4 separate regions of the Homo sapiens genome follow, and regions 1, 2 and 3 are each linked to region 4. The links are chromatin contacts, found by Hi-C or POLR2A ChIA-PET in ENCODE. All regions are on one chromosome and are shown on one strand. Each heading gives the region's core, a stretch centred on a gene start or an enhancer-like site at or near the end of the contact. The rest is flanking DNA. Distances are from core to core; before and after follow the strand shown.

Region 1 (3,889 bases), core at 792-3,291, 1.3 Mb before region 4:
ACATGAATCCGCCATCTCGCCCGCAGCCTGGGGATGCTGCTGGATTTTCCGGGTGTGGAGGGGCCCAGGTCCCCCGAGCAGCTCCTCTGACCCCGCAACCCGGCATCTCCTGTGCCCGAGTGGCGTCTGTCAGTTGCTCAGTAAGTGGAGGGCTTTGCTGTCCCTTCTGCTGTACCCACAGCTGCCCGCTCAGAGCAAGGTGGCTCTGATCCTGCAGGAGGGGGCTCTCTTTGAGAGCACTTGGGTGTATCGTGTCTCAGAAAACCCACATGGCTTGTAGCTGTGGCTGCCTAACAGCACCACCTGGGTGGTTGAGTGGCTCTTCCAGAGACCCTTAAGTGGATGGGCTCCCCAGCCAGGCGTGGTCCCCACTGCTAAGTATGTTATAGGTGTTGACCCACTTAGTCCTCCCAAAAACCCTGTGAGGCAGGCACTATCCAGTTTTACACATGAGGAAACTGAGGCACGGATAAGTTGGGTTGTTTGCGTGAGCCACACAGGTAGGAAGTGGCAGAACCAGGATTTGAACCCAGACCATCTGGCTTCATAATCACTCTGCTATACTTCCTGCCAGCCTGTTCTCCCCCGCCGACACACACGCACGCACACACGCACGCACTCACACACACTCCTACACATTCCTCTCTCTGTCATATCACCTGGTTTATTTTCTTCATGGCACATATCACAGTGGATTTGTGGGCTTGTGTATTGCCTGTCTACACCCTATAGTATAGCCTGTGAGCTCCTGTTTGACCATAGGAATTCTGTGTCTTGTGCATTGCCATATCCCCAGCATCTAGAACAGGACCTGGCCCGAAAGAGCTGCTCAGTAAATATTTGTTGAATGAATGAACCGACATGGCCAGTGACACAATGTCTCACTGGGTAGGTTTGTGTTATTTTTTCCTCCTTCGACCTCGATCCCTCCTGCCACTCACTTTATAGTAGAGGCAGTCACAGGCGATCTGTGGGTAGAGCGATGATTGAACCCGGGCCGGGCTGACCCCAGAGCGCACGCTCCTTTGCCCGCCCCTGCCACACTGGTATCTTTCCCTTGATGCTGACGGAGGGATGTGACACCGCAGCCAGCCAGGTCTCCTCATGGAGGGCCTCGGACCACGTGTCATTTTAGAGACCCCAGCGGCAGTCCAGATCCTGAAGTCCGACCTTTGATTCAGGAACAGAGCAGCTGCAGGAGTGCCAGGCTGGGCTTTCTGGTCCTGTCTCTCATCCTCAGCTCCAGTCAGCTGGGGATTAACCCCCTGCCGTCATCAGGAGAAATACAACATGGGAAACCGGCGGTAACTCCACTGTGGTAAAGGATGTGAGGGAAACAGTGACCCACTGCAGAGGGTTTCCTGAGCTCTCGTGCACAGAGAATCGTGCGTGTGCCTCTGGGTGGGCAGGGGACATGCAGCCTGGGTGAACATTTCCCATACACTAGGATGAATTGGCCCTTCCTGTTCATGCCTCTAATGCCCCATTTCCCTCCTACAGAGATTTTCTCTTGTTTAACAATTAAAAGATAGCAGGCTGCTTTGTGGTTCTCAGTCAGGATGCTTTTTAGTTGCAAGTAACAACCCTGGCACCATCTGGCCAATGGTTAAGACATGTGATGTGTTCTAGAAGCCCAGGGGTGGATGGGCACCAGGTGGATAGGATCAGCAGCTCAAGCATGTCTGTCAGGGACTCAGGTTCTCAGCCTCCAAAGGCCTCTGTATGCCTCTTGGTTCCAGAATGGCTTCCAGTGATAATCAGGGCCACTTGCCCTTGTCCACAGGCATCAGGAGAGAGAGAACACACCCCACTGATGGTTATAAGTGGTTCCCCTCAGTCTACAGCTGGTCCAGCTGAGGTCACGTGCCCCTCAACCAGGCCGGTCAAGTTACTAGAGGAATGCCACATCCTGATCACTCTTGACCAACTGGGTTCTGTTGTCTAGTAGCTGAAAAAAGCAGAAGTGGAAACTGAGTAGACAACCATTAATGCCTGCCAAGCTCAGTCCCTGACCAAGTCCCCTCCCTAAGTTAGCAAATCGTGTCAGGCCCAACAGATTTTGTGGCATTTGAGAACAAAGAAGTGTGGTTTTCTTTTGAAGAAGTTTAGTGACTTGCGTCCAATTTCTGCCTCCTGCATCATCCACCCTCAGTTAACACCCAAAAAAGGGGGCAGGCTGGGCGCGGTGGCTCACACCTGTAATCCCAGCACTTTGGGAGGCTGAGGCGGGCAGATCATGAGGTCAAGAGACCATCCTGGCTAACACGGTGAAACCCCGTGTCTACTAAAAATACAAAAATTAGCTGGGTGTGGTAGTGCACACCTGTAGTCCCAGCTATCGTGAGGCTGAGGCAGGAGAATCGCTTGAACCCAGGAGGTGGAGGTTGCAGTGAGCTGAGATTGCGCCACTGCACTCCAGCCTGGGCGACAGGGCGAGACCCCATCTCAAAAAAAAAGCGGGGGGTGGACAGGGGGCAAGTGGAGTCTGGCTGCCAAAGACTACTTGTCTGATGGTGGGGAAAAAAAATGGGTGTCTCCTCCCTTGTCACTGGGAAGGTTTTTGTTTCTCTTTCCATCTTCATCCTCTATAGGTCCTTTCATTCCTTCCCCCAGTCTGAAATATTTCCGGTGTGTCTGTAGCTGTGCACACATCCTTGCAAAATATATATTGAGGTTTGAGTAAAGAGTCAGCTTCCGGGGTTTGGAGCTCTGTATCTCATTCTTTCGGTTTCTTCTGGTTTTCACCAAATAGCATGTGTTCGCCATCTAGCCACGTTGCTGGATGTGTGTCCAGTGTATGGCGTCTGGCAGCTGAACAGTTGTACATGCTGTACATCTGCCACGGCTCACGTGTCTGGTCCCCTGGTGTTGGGCATCCAGGTTGCCCCTAGCTCCACCCCACTTCAAACCATGCTTCAAGTGAGCATCCGCCTACCTTTGCCTTAGGAACCCATGGGGCTTACCCCCAGGAGTCAGTTGCAGCCGGAGATAGGCATTCTCTCTCCCCAGGGGTGGGATTAAGGCACCTGCCACAACACCCAGCTAATTTTTGTACTTTTGGTAGAACTGGGGTTTTGCTCCATTGGCCAGGCTGATCTTGAACTCCTGAGCTCTCTATGAGGCTGCTCTGACCCGCGTTCCCCCGAGAGCACAGGAGGGTCCCGCTTCCCCATACCTCTCGCCACTTTGCTGTTGTCCTGCTTCCCAGTTTCACCAATCCGAAGGGTGTCAAGTGGGGTCTCCGGGGTTTTAATGCTCTGATGGTGAGTCTGGCTGAGTGCCTCTTCATGCCCCTGTTAACCTAATTCAGGCTCCCCTTTCCAAGAGAGGCCCAGTCAGCACAGGCATTGGAAGGCAAATTCTGGAGCCGGTGACCTGCGTTTGAATCCTGACCCTGCCATGTAACCCAGCAAGTTAGTTCACCTCTCTGAGCCTCAGAGCTGCCATAAATATAAAATGGAAATAATAGTAGTATCTATATTGTAAGGTATTTTGAGGATTAAATGAGATAATATATGTAAAGCATTTAAGACAGTGCTGGCTGGGCATGGTGGCTCACGCCTGTAATCCCAACACTTTGGGAGGCCGAGGCAGGTGGATCACTTGACGTCGTGAGTTCGAGACCAGCCTGGCCAACATGATGAAACCCCGTCTCCACTAAAAATGCAAAAATTAGCCCGACGTGGTGGCGCATGCCTGTAATCCCAGCTACTCAGGAGGCTGAGGCAGGAGAATCCCTTGAACCCAGGAGGCAAAGGTTGAAGTGAGCCAAGATCACACCACTGCACTCCAGCCTGGCCAACAGAGTGAGACTGTCTCAACAATAACAACAACAACAAAAAAACAGCGCCTAACACATATGTGATCTGAAAGCATTAGCAATTATTAT
Region 2 (3,461 bases), core at 195-2,694, 1.9 Mb after region 4:
TACTCGGAAGGCTGAGGCAGGAGAATCGCTTGAACACGGGAGGCGGAGGTTGCGGTGAGCTGAGATAGAGGCCCTGCACTCCAGCCAGGGTAACAAGAGCGAGACTCCGTCTCAAAAAAAAAAAAAAAAAAAAAAGAACAACAAAAAAAAGAACTGGATGCGTCTGATCTGACGCACGCCTGTTTGTTTACGACTGCGGGGTGTGCCTTTGTCTGAGTAGAGATAGTGTGTGGCTTTTGCGGGCTTAACGTGTGGCTCAGGAGGCAGTGGGAGTCTGCATCATGTATCCCGATTGCGTCTTACTCGAGTTTTGTTTTGAGTTAGAGGCGACAGGTGGTGCAGCGTTAGACACTGGGAAGCTCTGTGGCTTTTGTATTCCTGAGCGCGAAGGTTAATGACGGATCCGTGGGGTTGAGCTTGTCGGTACAGACGCCAGACAGCCCGATTTACGGGAACAGCCGATTAGAGGATTCGGGAGAGCGGTCGGTGAACTTCTGGATGTCTTTCGGGAGGGGAAGGCTCTATGGTCGCGTGCAGAGCGCCCGTTCCACGTCAGGTACCCGACCATAGAGCAAGGCGGCCGCGGACTACCCAAGGGAAGGGGAGGCCGTGTCCTTTACAACTTGCCTCCCGTTGTTAGTCTAGTTTCTATAGCCAAACCTTCGGGACTCTCTCAACTCAAAATTTTGCTTTTCCTAAAGGCAACTGGGTTCCTTCCAGATTACGAACTGTGTATCCACTTAATCTCTATTTCGTATACCTCCTCCTACAGCGAAATTTGTGAGGCAGTCCTCTGAAGCACGGCCAATCTGGTGAACTTTTCCTAAAATGAGCCATCGCTACCAGCTTTAGTGAGCTAAGACAATAACTGCGATTGGTGGGCAGATTGTTTTGAAACCGCCCTAACGGCAAGGGGCGGGCTCCTGGTGAATTCATCTCTTTCCGGTTTCTTAAAGGCAACAGGAAGGAGGGGTTTCTGCCGACCCTCCATTTGATTGGTTCTAGTGGTTTTACCCGCTCGGACTCCTCAAGGGGCGGGAGATGTACACCAATCGGAATGTGTGTTACAGAGACACTTAGTTTGATGAAAGGACTGCGCAGGAAAGGCCGTGGGACACTCATTCTGAGATCTTACCGTTGATTGGACCAAATTGTTACTCCCTTATTTTCATTGGACCTTACGGCAGCCGGCGCGCGAGAGTTACCCAATCAGCAAGCGCTCCGCCTCCTGCCTTTTCCCGCCCTCCGCTCCGGCCTCGGCTTCGACGTAGGCCAACGCTTCCTCCCCAGTAGCTCCTAGGCCTTCTCGTGGCCGTTGTTTTGAAAACGGCGCTCTGATTGGCTAGGTTTCCGGGCCCGCGCCCGTTGCCCCACGCACTGACCAATTGGCACTCATGTAACATCGGACGAGGCACGAGTGAGGGGGGAGGCGGTGGCGGCGGCCATTTTGAGCCGCTGCCGCCATTGGAGTGGGCCCCCCCCCTTTCCCCCTTCGCCTCCTGACAGGAAAGGTTTAAGGGGGACAGAGCCCTGGGAGGCCGGGCCGGGCTCGGGGGCCACCCCGGGGGCCCGGGCCATGGATGTGCGCCGTCTGAAGGTGAACGAACTTCGCGAGGAGCTGCAGCGCCGCGGCCTGGACACTCGAGGCCTCAAGGCCGAGCTTGCTGAGCGGCTGCAGGCGGCGTTGGAGGCCGAGGAGCCTGACGACGAGCGGGAGCTCGACGCCGACGACGAACCGGGGCGACCCGGGCACATCAACGAGGAGGTCGAGACCGAGGGGGGCTCCGAGCTGGAGGGGACCGCGCAGCCACCGCCGCCCGGGCTGCAGCCGCACGCGGAGCCCGGCGGCTACTCGGGGCCGGACGGACATTGTGAGAGTGCGCGGGGCGGGGGCCGGGGAGCCCGGAGCCTGGGCCGAGGAAAGGGCTGTGGGACGCGGGAGTCCAGCGCCTGAGGTCGGGGAGACGACCTGAGGATCGGGGGATCCCGCTACCCGCCGCCGAAAAGGATCTGGGGACCAGGGCCCCAGCACGACCGGAGGGTGGATCCTGACACTCAGTGCAGGGGGGACACTGGGGGAGGGGCCTCTGGGTTTCGGAGGTGAGGGACGGGGGTGGCGGGGAGGATTCCGTACCGTAGGGATCGGAGACCGGAAACTGCTTTCTGGAGCCGAAGAGAGTCGGAAGAACAAGAGGTTTTCCGTTTGGGTTGGGGAGGGTCTCGAAAATGGGGATCCTAGGGTACGGAGCTCCGTGGGCTTGGCGGTCGTGCTAGCCCAGCGTGTGGGCTGGGGGGTGGGGAGCCGTGTTTCCAGGGTGGGGAAGGAATGTCCAGGTGTGCGGGGCTGCGAGAGTTCTGAGGAAGGAGGATCCTGGAATATGCCGCTGGATGCGATCCTGGGCGTTCTCCTATTTGGGTACGGGGGTGGGTGGGAGAGGTGGAGGCGCTGGTGTCTGTGGCTGGGGAGGGTCCTAATGGACTCAGTGCTTTGGAGTTTGGCTAGTGAGCATTTAGGGGCTGCGGGAGATTGAACTAGGGGGCACCCCCATCTCTCTTCCGGGGCTGGAAGGCCACCCTTGAAGCAGGCACAGCCTGGACATTAGGTGCTGGGAGATCTGGGGACTTTCTGGTTGGCTTCTAGAAGAGGTATAGGGAGCCCTGGTGTCCAGAGGCTGGCGGGGGAGAGGATGCTTTCCTGGACAAAGGATCTGGGGGTCTAGAGCTAAGAAAACTGAGGGCAAATAACTCTTGAGGCTGCTGCTGACTGGTCTGGAGCTAACTGTGGGGTTTTTGGAGAACAGAGGGTAGCTGGGGGTGGGATGGGGGCAGATGAGTTGGTAACATTCCAAGTGGATGAAATATGTGGCGGGAGACAGAGGATCCTGTGTCCAGCACAGGAGTACGTATCTGGCTTAGCGAATATGGGGAGGGGGGAGGCCGTAGGGAGCAAAGAGAAAGAAACCTGTTGACTTCACTGGAGGCCTCAGAGTGGAGTGTGGGGAATGTTTCTGGACCTGAGCGTCTCCAGGAGAAATCTCGACGGTTCCCAGAAGCAGTTATTTGTGTACCCAGGGAGTGGGGGCCCTCGGGGAGCAGCACGGAACTCTTCATCAGCCAGGAGCTGTGACTCTGGGAATGGGTTCGGGTAGACCTGCGGTTGTCTGAGGAGAGGAAAACCTGATATGGGACGGCGTGAATCTTCAGTTAGAAAAAAAGCAGCTTTCGGGCCGAGTGCAGTGGCTCACGCCTGTTATTCCAGCACTTTGGGAGGCCGAGGCGGGCGGATCACGAGGTCAGGAGTTCAAGACCAGTCTGGCCAGCATAGTGAAACCCTGTCTCTACTAAAAATACAAATATTAACCGGATCTGGTGGTGTGCGCCTGTAGTCCCAGCTACTCGGGAGGCTGAGGCAGGAGAATCGCTTGAACTTGGGAGGGGGAGGTTGCAGTCAGCCGAGATTA
Region 3 (3,913 bases), core at 665-3,164, 1.3 Mb after region 4:
GGGGAAGGGGCCAGAGAGAGGCCCTAGCGATGGAGCCTGGAATTAAGGTGGGCATCGGGGGCCCATCTGGGGGGATTGCTGAGGCATCGCGGGAGCGCAAGCGTGCCCTGTCTGCCCTTCCACTCACCTCAAAGTGCCTTGTACGCGACAGACCCTTCTGTTCCCTACACTTTCTTGCAAAGTCTCCCTTACAAACCTGACGCCTCTCTTCTGCACGAATATCTTGCCAACCCCCCTTCTTATTTTTACCCCTGGCAGGCTCAACACAATTCCTTTGAATACACATTCTTCCCAGCAAACATTTCCCTTGCACATGGAGCCCCTCCACTTTGCACAAACACCCACATTCTGGCACCCAACCTCCTTCCTTGTGCATATAAATCCCTTGCCTTGCTTGCCAACTGTTTCCCGCTCACGCCTTCAACTCTCTCGTGTACATACCCTCCCCCCCACTTGCACACTGAGTCTCTGTTCCCTCACACACCCTGTTCTCTCCGCTCCCCGCCCACCTGCGGAATGGTGCGACTGGGAGCCCTCTGCTTCCTGTAGGCCTGACATTTCCCAGAACACACTCAGCCAAGATTCCCAGTGCTGAGTCAGGAACCTTGGCATCCCAGAAAACCACCTCCCATCCTATCTTTCTTTCTCTGTGTGTGTGTGTGTGTGTGTGTGTGCGCGCGCGCGTTGGAAAGCCTGCTCTCCCCACAACAGGCTGACTCACCCACTTCTCACAGTCTGGAATAGAGGCATCTGGTTGGGGCATCTTTCCCACCACTGGGAGAGGGAGGGATGCCGATGCTTCCCCCACAGAACCCCGCTGCCCCAACCCCTCTTGTCGGGAATCAGGCCTCTTTGTCTCTATTCCCGTACTGTGTGACCTCAGAAAAGCCCTCATCCCTCTCTGGACTTCTCCTTCCCAACCTGTATGAGGTACTAGGTGGGCTCCTGCCTTCGATTTCTCTCATTGGTCTGTGAAAAGGTGACTCATTTTAGAGCCTTGGACCTGTGCCCAATGTCTCCCCCAGTTGACTCAATTTCAAGACAAACCACCTCCTCTCCCCCTTCAGAGGTGAACGGCTGACTCAGGAGCTGGGTGGCAGCTCAGCCTTGGGGGCAAAATATATCAAAATCACCTAGGACAATAAATAATCCTACTGGGCTACAACTGACAGTGCCAGGCCCGGGGCCACATGCTTCACATACATGAGATCATGTCAGATAGCCCCGTAGCTGCAAGCAAAGGGTAGAGGCCGGCAGATCTCTGAGCCTCTGTTCTCACGTGTAAAATGGAGCCCTGGCATCCCTATTGTTCAGCCTTGGAGAATGAACTGAAATCGTGTCAGGGTCTGATACAGAACAAGTACTCTATACATGACAGAGATTTCTTACGGAAAATCCAATGGAGCGTAAGTCATTTGCTCAGGGTAGCGGAGCTGGGAACTGGCAGAGGAAGGTCTCGAACCCACACCCGTGGGAACTCCAAGTCTTTGAAAGTCCGTCCCGCCCCTGCGTGAAGAATGGGCGCGCGGCTGGACTCGTCACCGGGGGTTTTAGGGAAGGTTGAACTTGTCATTCAACCGTGTAGGGAGGGTGGTTTAGTCACAGGGGTGGAGGGAGGGGGCCCACTGGCGCGCCACCAGGACCCCGGTGCCCTAGATGCATACCTGGCCGCGCTTCGGATGCTCAGAGGCAAACCCCCTCCCCTTGGGAGGCGGAGTCGGACAAGGCTCCGTCTCGTTCCGTTCCGTCACGTCCGGTGGGGCGGGGCTTCGGGGCTTTCCCCTTTGAGGGGAGTATCGGTTAACCCTTGCGCGGCGGGGCGGGCTGGAGCTCCGCGGGCCGGAACCCGGGAGTCGGGGCTCCCCAGCCACACCCCTCGCGGGATTTAAAGGGATAGGAGGGGCCGGGTCGGCCGAAGCCCGAACCGAAGGAGCGGGCATGAGGCGCTGCCCGTGCCGTGGGAGCCTGAACGAGGCGGAGGCCGGGGCGCTGCCCGCGGCGGCCCGCATGGGACTGGAGGCGCCGCGAGGAGGGCGGCGGCGGCAGCCGGGACAGCAGCGACCTGGGCCCGGCGCAGGGGCCCCGGCGGGGCGGCCGGAGGGGGGCGGGCCCTGGGCCCGGACAGAGGGGTCCAGCCTCCACAGCGAGCCTGAGAGGGCCGGCCTCGGGCCTGCGCCGGGGACAGAGAGTCCGCAGGCAGAATTCTGGACAGACGGACAGACTGAGCCCGCGGCAGCTGGCCTTGGAGTAGAGACCGAGAGGCCCAAGCAAAAGACGGAGCCAGACAGGTCCAGCCTCCGGACGCATCTAGAATGGAGCTGGTCAGAGCTGGAGACGACTTGTCTTTGGACGGAGACCGGGACAGATGGCCTTTGGACTGATCCGCACAGGTCCGACCTCCAGTTTCAGCCCGAGGAGGCCAGCCCCTGGACACAGCCAGGGGTTCATGGGCCCTGGACAGAGCTGGAAACGCATGGGTCACAGACTCAGCCAGAGAGGGTCAAGTCCTGGGCTGATAACCTCTGGACCCACCAGAACAGTTCCAGCCTCCAGACTCACCCAGAAGGAGCCTGTCCCTCAAAAGAGCCAAGTGCTGATGGCTCCTGGAAAGAATTGTATACTGATGGCTCCAGGACACAACAGGATATTGAAGGTCCCTGGACAGAGCCATATACTGATGGCTCCCAGAAAAAACAGGATACTGAAGCAGCCAGGAAACAGCCTGGCACTGGTGGTTTCCAAATACAACAGGATACTGATGGCTCCTGGACACAACCTAGCACTGACGGTTCCCAGACAGCACCTGGGACAGACTGCCTCTTGGGAGAGCCTGAGGATGGCCCATTAGAGGAACCAGAGCCTGGAGAATTGCTGACTCACCTGTACTCTCACCTGAAGTGTAGCCCCCTGTGCCCTGTGCCCCGCCTCATCATTACCCCTGAGACCCCTGAGCCTGAGGCCCAGCCAGTGGGACCCCCCTCCCGGGTTGAGGGGGGCAGCGGCGGCTTCTCCTCTGCCTCTTCTTTCGACGAGTCTGAGGATGACGTGGTGGCCGGGGGCGGAGGTGCCAGCGATCCCGAGGACAGGTCTGGGGTGAGTGGGACCCATCCTGCCCTTGAGCCACATCACGCAAAACTCCTTATTCCTCCGCCTTTGCTTAGGAAGTTCTCTACCCATTTACTGTTAGTTGCCCACCAGCAATTTCATCTCCGGGAACCTCTTCCATCCACTGACCTCCTCCCTCTGACAGCCAGGTTACTAATTCACTCCAGGCACCCCTTCTTAATTCTCTCCTTTCCCCTTCCTGCACTGTCTCCACTCCTGGGGGTCTACAATGGAGGGCCACTGACCGACTTTATGGGGCCCAGGAACCCCTGAAATTGTAGGACTAAGGAGCCTGCCGTGCGTGTTCACATACATTGTTGCAGCGACGGTCTGACATCTGTCTAATCCTCTGGAATCTGAAGAACACTGGGATAGGGAGACAGGCAGGGTGCACTTTCTACCCCACATTTCTTAATCTGGGGCCTGTGGCTGTCTTAAAGGGTCACAAACCTTCACCACCCCTTAGCCTATTTGTATGTACATTTTTCTAGGGAGCAAAGCGATTCCCCCAGCTTGCATCAGATTCGCAAAAGGGCTGTGTGACCCCAAACGCCAAAGGATCCTTGGCCTAGCCGGGAGCCCACCTGGTCTCCCCTGTGACCCCTACATCCCCAAGGAGCCCCCTGAACACTCTTGTTTACTTTGTCCACCGTCACCCCCAGCTTGGGTGTGGCTCTCCCCTGGTGAATCAGGAGGACCGGCCGGGCAGGTTCAGGGAGGGCGGGACAGAGCAGAGGCCGGTGTGAAACTGGAGAGCCTCACGTGGGGCTGGGAGCCGTGGGGCTGGGAGCCGAGTCCGGAGTCCATC
Region 4 (3,443 bases), core at 65-2,564:
CTCACCTGTTCTGGTCGAAGGGGTAGGTGATGAACTTGGGGTCGAAGGGGATATCAGGGAGGCTATTGCAGTACTTGACTCGGCAGACCACTCCAGACCTAGGAACATTAGTGGCTCAAAAGTGGGCCCCCGCTGCCCCACCTCTGCTCCCAGCCCCACTGCCCCACCGCTCCTGGGAAAGCACAGTGGGGCTCACCTCTCAGGCAGAGTCCGGTGGGAATTGGGCCTAGTGGAGAAGAAAGAAACAGTGATAGGTGGAGAGGACGGGATTGACAGGAGAATGAAAAAGGCTTCCCCAACCTTTCAAAAGGTAGGAGGGGTGACAAATGCTGGTTTCTTTGGGTGGTGGTGTGGGGAGTGTCCAAATGCTTTAATGGAAGGAGACAAATGTTCAATTTATTTAGGAAGAAATGCCCCCAAAAGCTTTAATGAACAAGGCCAAGTGCTCAATCCCTTTTGCAGGAGATGGCTTCAAGTGCTTTAATAAAGAACCATGTACTCAATCGTCTTCGGAAGAGGGGTCTCCAAACGGTTGACTGGAGGGATCCCTTCTGGAGGGAGTCTCCAAAAGCCTAATCCCTGAACTGCACGGCGGGGAGGAGGGGAACACCTGAATCTCAGAAGGAACCCGCCCCCTTCGTCAAAGGTGAGCGCTTCATGACGTCACGGGCAGACCTGGGGGCTGGTGACGTTGTTCAGCAGAAACCCTCTCCCGATCCCCCGCCTTGCTGCAACAGAAAAGCGTGGCGCCTACCTGTGGCCATCCTCCCGCTGGGCCTGGGTCTGGATGGTGGGCGCCATAGCGACGAGGCGACGGCAGCCCGGACGGGGTCCTAGCGGGACCGAAGGGGGACGCAGAGGGGCGTGCCGACTTCAGGGGACGCCTGATCCGAGGAAGGCCCAGCTTGGCGCCGCTCCCCGCGGAAAGTGGGTTGAGATGAGGTGGGCGGGCGAGAAGAGCTCCAGCGAGACTCAGGTGAACGCGCAGGCAGCACCGGGGACGGACTCGAAGCTCCGGTTCCACCAACTGCCGCCAAGACGCTGAGGACCCAACGGGTCTCCTCAGGCCGCGACGCCTTCGGGGAAATGAAGTCCGGCTCGGAACCACACACGGATTGGCGAGCGTCTGGGTGAAGGGCGGAGCGAGGGAGAGAGGTGCTTCTGTGATTGGTGGAGAGATATCTCAGTCTGGACGCAGATTTGAGAGTGACGTAACGTTGGGGCACCTCCTTCCCCTCCATTGGCTTAATTGCCTAGGGGGCGGGACTAACTAGCAAACGGGGACTAGAAATAGGGATGCTGAAAAGCAACGGGGAGAGACGCAGTCGTAACGCACTTCCGGCGGTCTACGCGAGGAAGATGGCTGCATCCCAGCAGCAAGCTTCAGCGGCTTCCTCAGCTGCTGGTGTATCGGGTCCTAGTTCGGCTGGCGGCCCGGGTCCCCAGCAGCAGCCGCAACCGCCAGCACAACTGGTGGGCCCTGCCCAGAGCGGCCTCCTGCAGCAACAGCAACAGGACTTCGATCCTGTGCAGCGTTATAAGATGCTCATCCCGCAGCTGAAGGAGAGTCTACAGGTGATTGGCCTTAAGCAGCGAGAAGCAAACTGGATTTGGTAGTCTAGAGGGGCAGGCCGAGGGCCAGGTTAGTCGGAGAGAGCGCTAAGCAGAAAGAGGAATAGAACCTGCTGTTTTGGCCTGGCTGGTGCACGCCTGTGTTCCCAGCACTTTGGGAGGCCGAGGCGGGCGGATCACTTGAGGTCAGGAGTTCAAGACCAGCCTGGTGAAACCTCGTCTCTACTAAAAATACAAAAATTAGCCGGGCATGGTGGCGCGCGCCTGTAATTACAGCTACTCGGGAAGCTGAGGCAGGAGAATCGCTTGAACCCAGGAGGCGGAGGTTGCAGTGAGCCGACATCGTGCCATTGCACTCCAGCCTGGGCAACAGAGCGAGACTCCGTCAAAAAAATAAATAAATAAATAAATAAAACTGTTGTTTTCTGCGAGACCTAAGCGAAGCTCGGCAGAGATGGGATCAGCGCTGATGCTGAGGCTGGGACTGGCCGGAGCTTGAGTGAGGGGTTGTTTAAAGGAGAAACTGGGCTCTGGTCGTTAAAGCCTGAGGAGAGTACTGGCTTATACGGAGATTCTGCCCTTGATTGATAGGTGAGGGAGGACCCTTAGGTTATTGGCGAGAAGCTCAGGTGAGAGCGGGCCTCTGGGAGGATGGAGTGGTGACAGCTATAGGAATGGAAACGAATATTACTTTGGAAAGTCAGGAGGGAAGGTGCCAGTTGAAAAGAAAACCTGAGACTGAGTGATCTCAAGAAAGAGTGTAGATCTGCCAGAGGTATTCCCTTTTGTTTTTCCATTTCCCACGTGTTTTGTTTTTGTTTTGACTAGACCTTGATGAAGGTTGCGGCCCAAAACTTGATTCAGAACACTAACATCGACAATGGACAGTGAGTGCAGCCCCCTTTACCAGGATATTCTATTGCCTTCCCAGTCTTTGAAATTCATCTTTCCTTCTCCTGCTCCCCGCCCACCTCACCTTCTATATTTACTTTTTTTTTTTTTTTTTTTTGAGACAGGGTCTCCCTCTGTCACCCAGGCTGGACTACAGTGGCACGATCTTGGCTCATTGCAGCCTTGAACACCTGAGTTAGGAGATCCTCTTGCCTCAGCCTCCCAAGTAGCCAGGACTACAGACATGGCTACAGACTACAGATGCCTGGCTAATTTGTAAGATTTTTTTATAGAGACGGAGTCTTGCTATGTTTCCCAGGCTGGTCTCAAACTCCTGGCCTCTAGCCATCCCCTCAGCCTCACGAATCACTTCTCCTATTTTATTTTATTTTTGTTGTTGTTTTGTAGAGACAGGGTCTTGCCACGTTGTCCAGGCTGGTCTCAAACTCCTGGGTTCAAACAGTCCTTCCACCTTGGCCTCCCAAAGTGCTGGGATGACAGGCATGAACCATCATGCCCAGCCTTTTCCTTTTCTTTCTTTCTTTCTTTCTTTTCTTTTTTTTTTTTTTTTTTTTTTTTTTTTTTTTGAGACAGAGTCTTGCTCTGTCGCCCAGGCTGGAGTGCAGTGGTGTAGTCTCAGCTCACTGCAACCTCTGCCTCCCGGGTTCAAATGATTCTCCTGCCTCGGCCTCCCAAGTAGCTGGGACTACAGGCGCGTGCCAGCACATCTGGCTAATTTTTGTATTTTTAGTAGAGATGGGGTTTCACCATGTTGTCCAGGCTGGTCTTGAACTCCTGACCTCAGGTGATCTGCTCGCCTCGGACTCCCAAAGTGCTGGGATTACAGGCGTGAGCCACCGTGCCCAGCCTCCTTTTCTTTTTTTTTGAACCCCTCCGGTTTTCAACCACTACTTCAGATCTCCTGGACCTGTACCTGGTTTCCTGATGGACACTTGGTTGGGTAGATACTGGTGTCCCAA

Evidence for each region. Hi-C counts contacts between places; a loop is a spot of excess contacts on that map. ChIA-PET counts read pairs that join two places held with the same protein, here RNA polymerase II (POLR2A). Pooled maps may share reads with other maps.
Region 1: a loop to region 4 is called in a pooled map, with 6 times the contacts of the local background. The contact joins the enhancer-like site here to the promoter of MED29 in region 4. A Hi-C loop is called at or near these places in 6 of 37 single-sample maps with no recorded cell type and 4 of 50 pooled maps.
Region 2: a loop to region 4 is called in a pooled map, with 13 times the contacts of the local background. The contact joins the promoter of HNRNPUL1 here to the promoter of MED29 in region 4. A Hi-C loop is called at or near these places in 1 of 168 maps with a recorded cell type or tissue (CD8-positive, alpha-beta T cell) and 7 of 50 pooled maps. POLR2A ChIA-PET finds 5 or more read pairs at or near these places in 1 of 52 experiments (AG04449).
Region 3: a loop to region 4 is called in a pooled map, with 19 times the contacts of the local background. The contact joins the promoter of ITPKC here to the promoter of MED29 in region 4. A Hi-C loop is called at or near these places in 2 of 168 maps with a recorded cell type or tissue (ascending aorta and sigmoid colon), 1 of 37 single-sample maps with no recorded cell type and 14 of 50 pooled maps.

The regions. Positions count from the first base shown.
Region 1 is chr19:38,046,635-38,050,523 of GRCh38, forward strand. The region is part of intron 2 of SIPA1L3 (signal induced proliferation associated 1 like 3); the gene reads left to right. Among named protein-coding and RNA genes, the nearest start is that of SNORD152, 110 kb to the right of the region's middle. RefSeq lists enhancers at 1-186, 1,055-1,803, 2,457-2,986. Within about 2 kb of position 2,042, at least 13 of the 41 ENCODE cell types and tissues checked have a DNase peak (open chromatin) inside an H3K27ac peak, as active enhancers do.
Region 2 is chr19:41,262,928-41,266,388 of GRCh38, forward strand. It overlaps HNRNPUL1 (heterogeneous nuclear ribonucleoprotein U like 1), which reads left to right and starts at 1,445. Exons shown (of 15, transcript NM_007040.6): 1 at 1,445-1,871. The coding sequence starts at 1,577. RefSeq lists enhancers at 1-416, 417-956, 957-1,495 and silencers at 1,501-1,740, 1,831-1,900, 1,921-1,970.
Region 3 is chr19:40,715,198-40,719,110 of GRCh38, forward strand. ITPKC (inositol-trisphosphate 3-kinase C) reads left to right here and starts at 1,915. Exons shown (of 7, transcript NM_025194.3): 1 at 1,915-3,093. The coding sequence starts at 1,939. COQ8B (coenzyme Q8B) reads right to left here and starts at 1,689. Exons shown (of 15, transcript NM_024876.4): 1 at 1,390-1,689. RefSeq lists silencers at 436-485, 1,806-2,165 and enhancers at 1,156-1,235, 3,739-3,913.
Region 4 is chr19:39,390,064-39,393,506 of GRCh38, forward strand. It overlaps MED29 (mediator complex subunit 29), which reads left to right and starts at 1,315. Exons shown (of 4, transcript NM_017592.4): 1 at 1,315-1,575; 2 at 2,401-2,459. The coding sequence starts at 1,360. PAF1 (PAF1 component of Paf1/RNA polymerase II complex) reads right to left here and starts at 1,043. Exons shown (of 14, transcript NM_019088.4): 1 at 755-1,043; 2 at 197-226; 3 at 6-98. The coding sequence starts at 801. It also overlaps a transcript of SAMD4B not described here. RefSeq lists an enhancer at 1,370-1,659.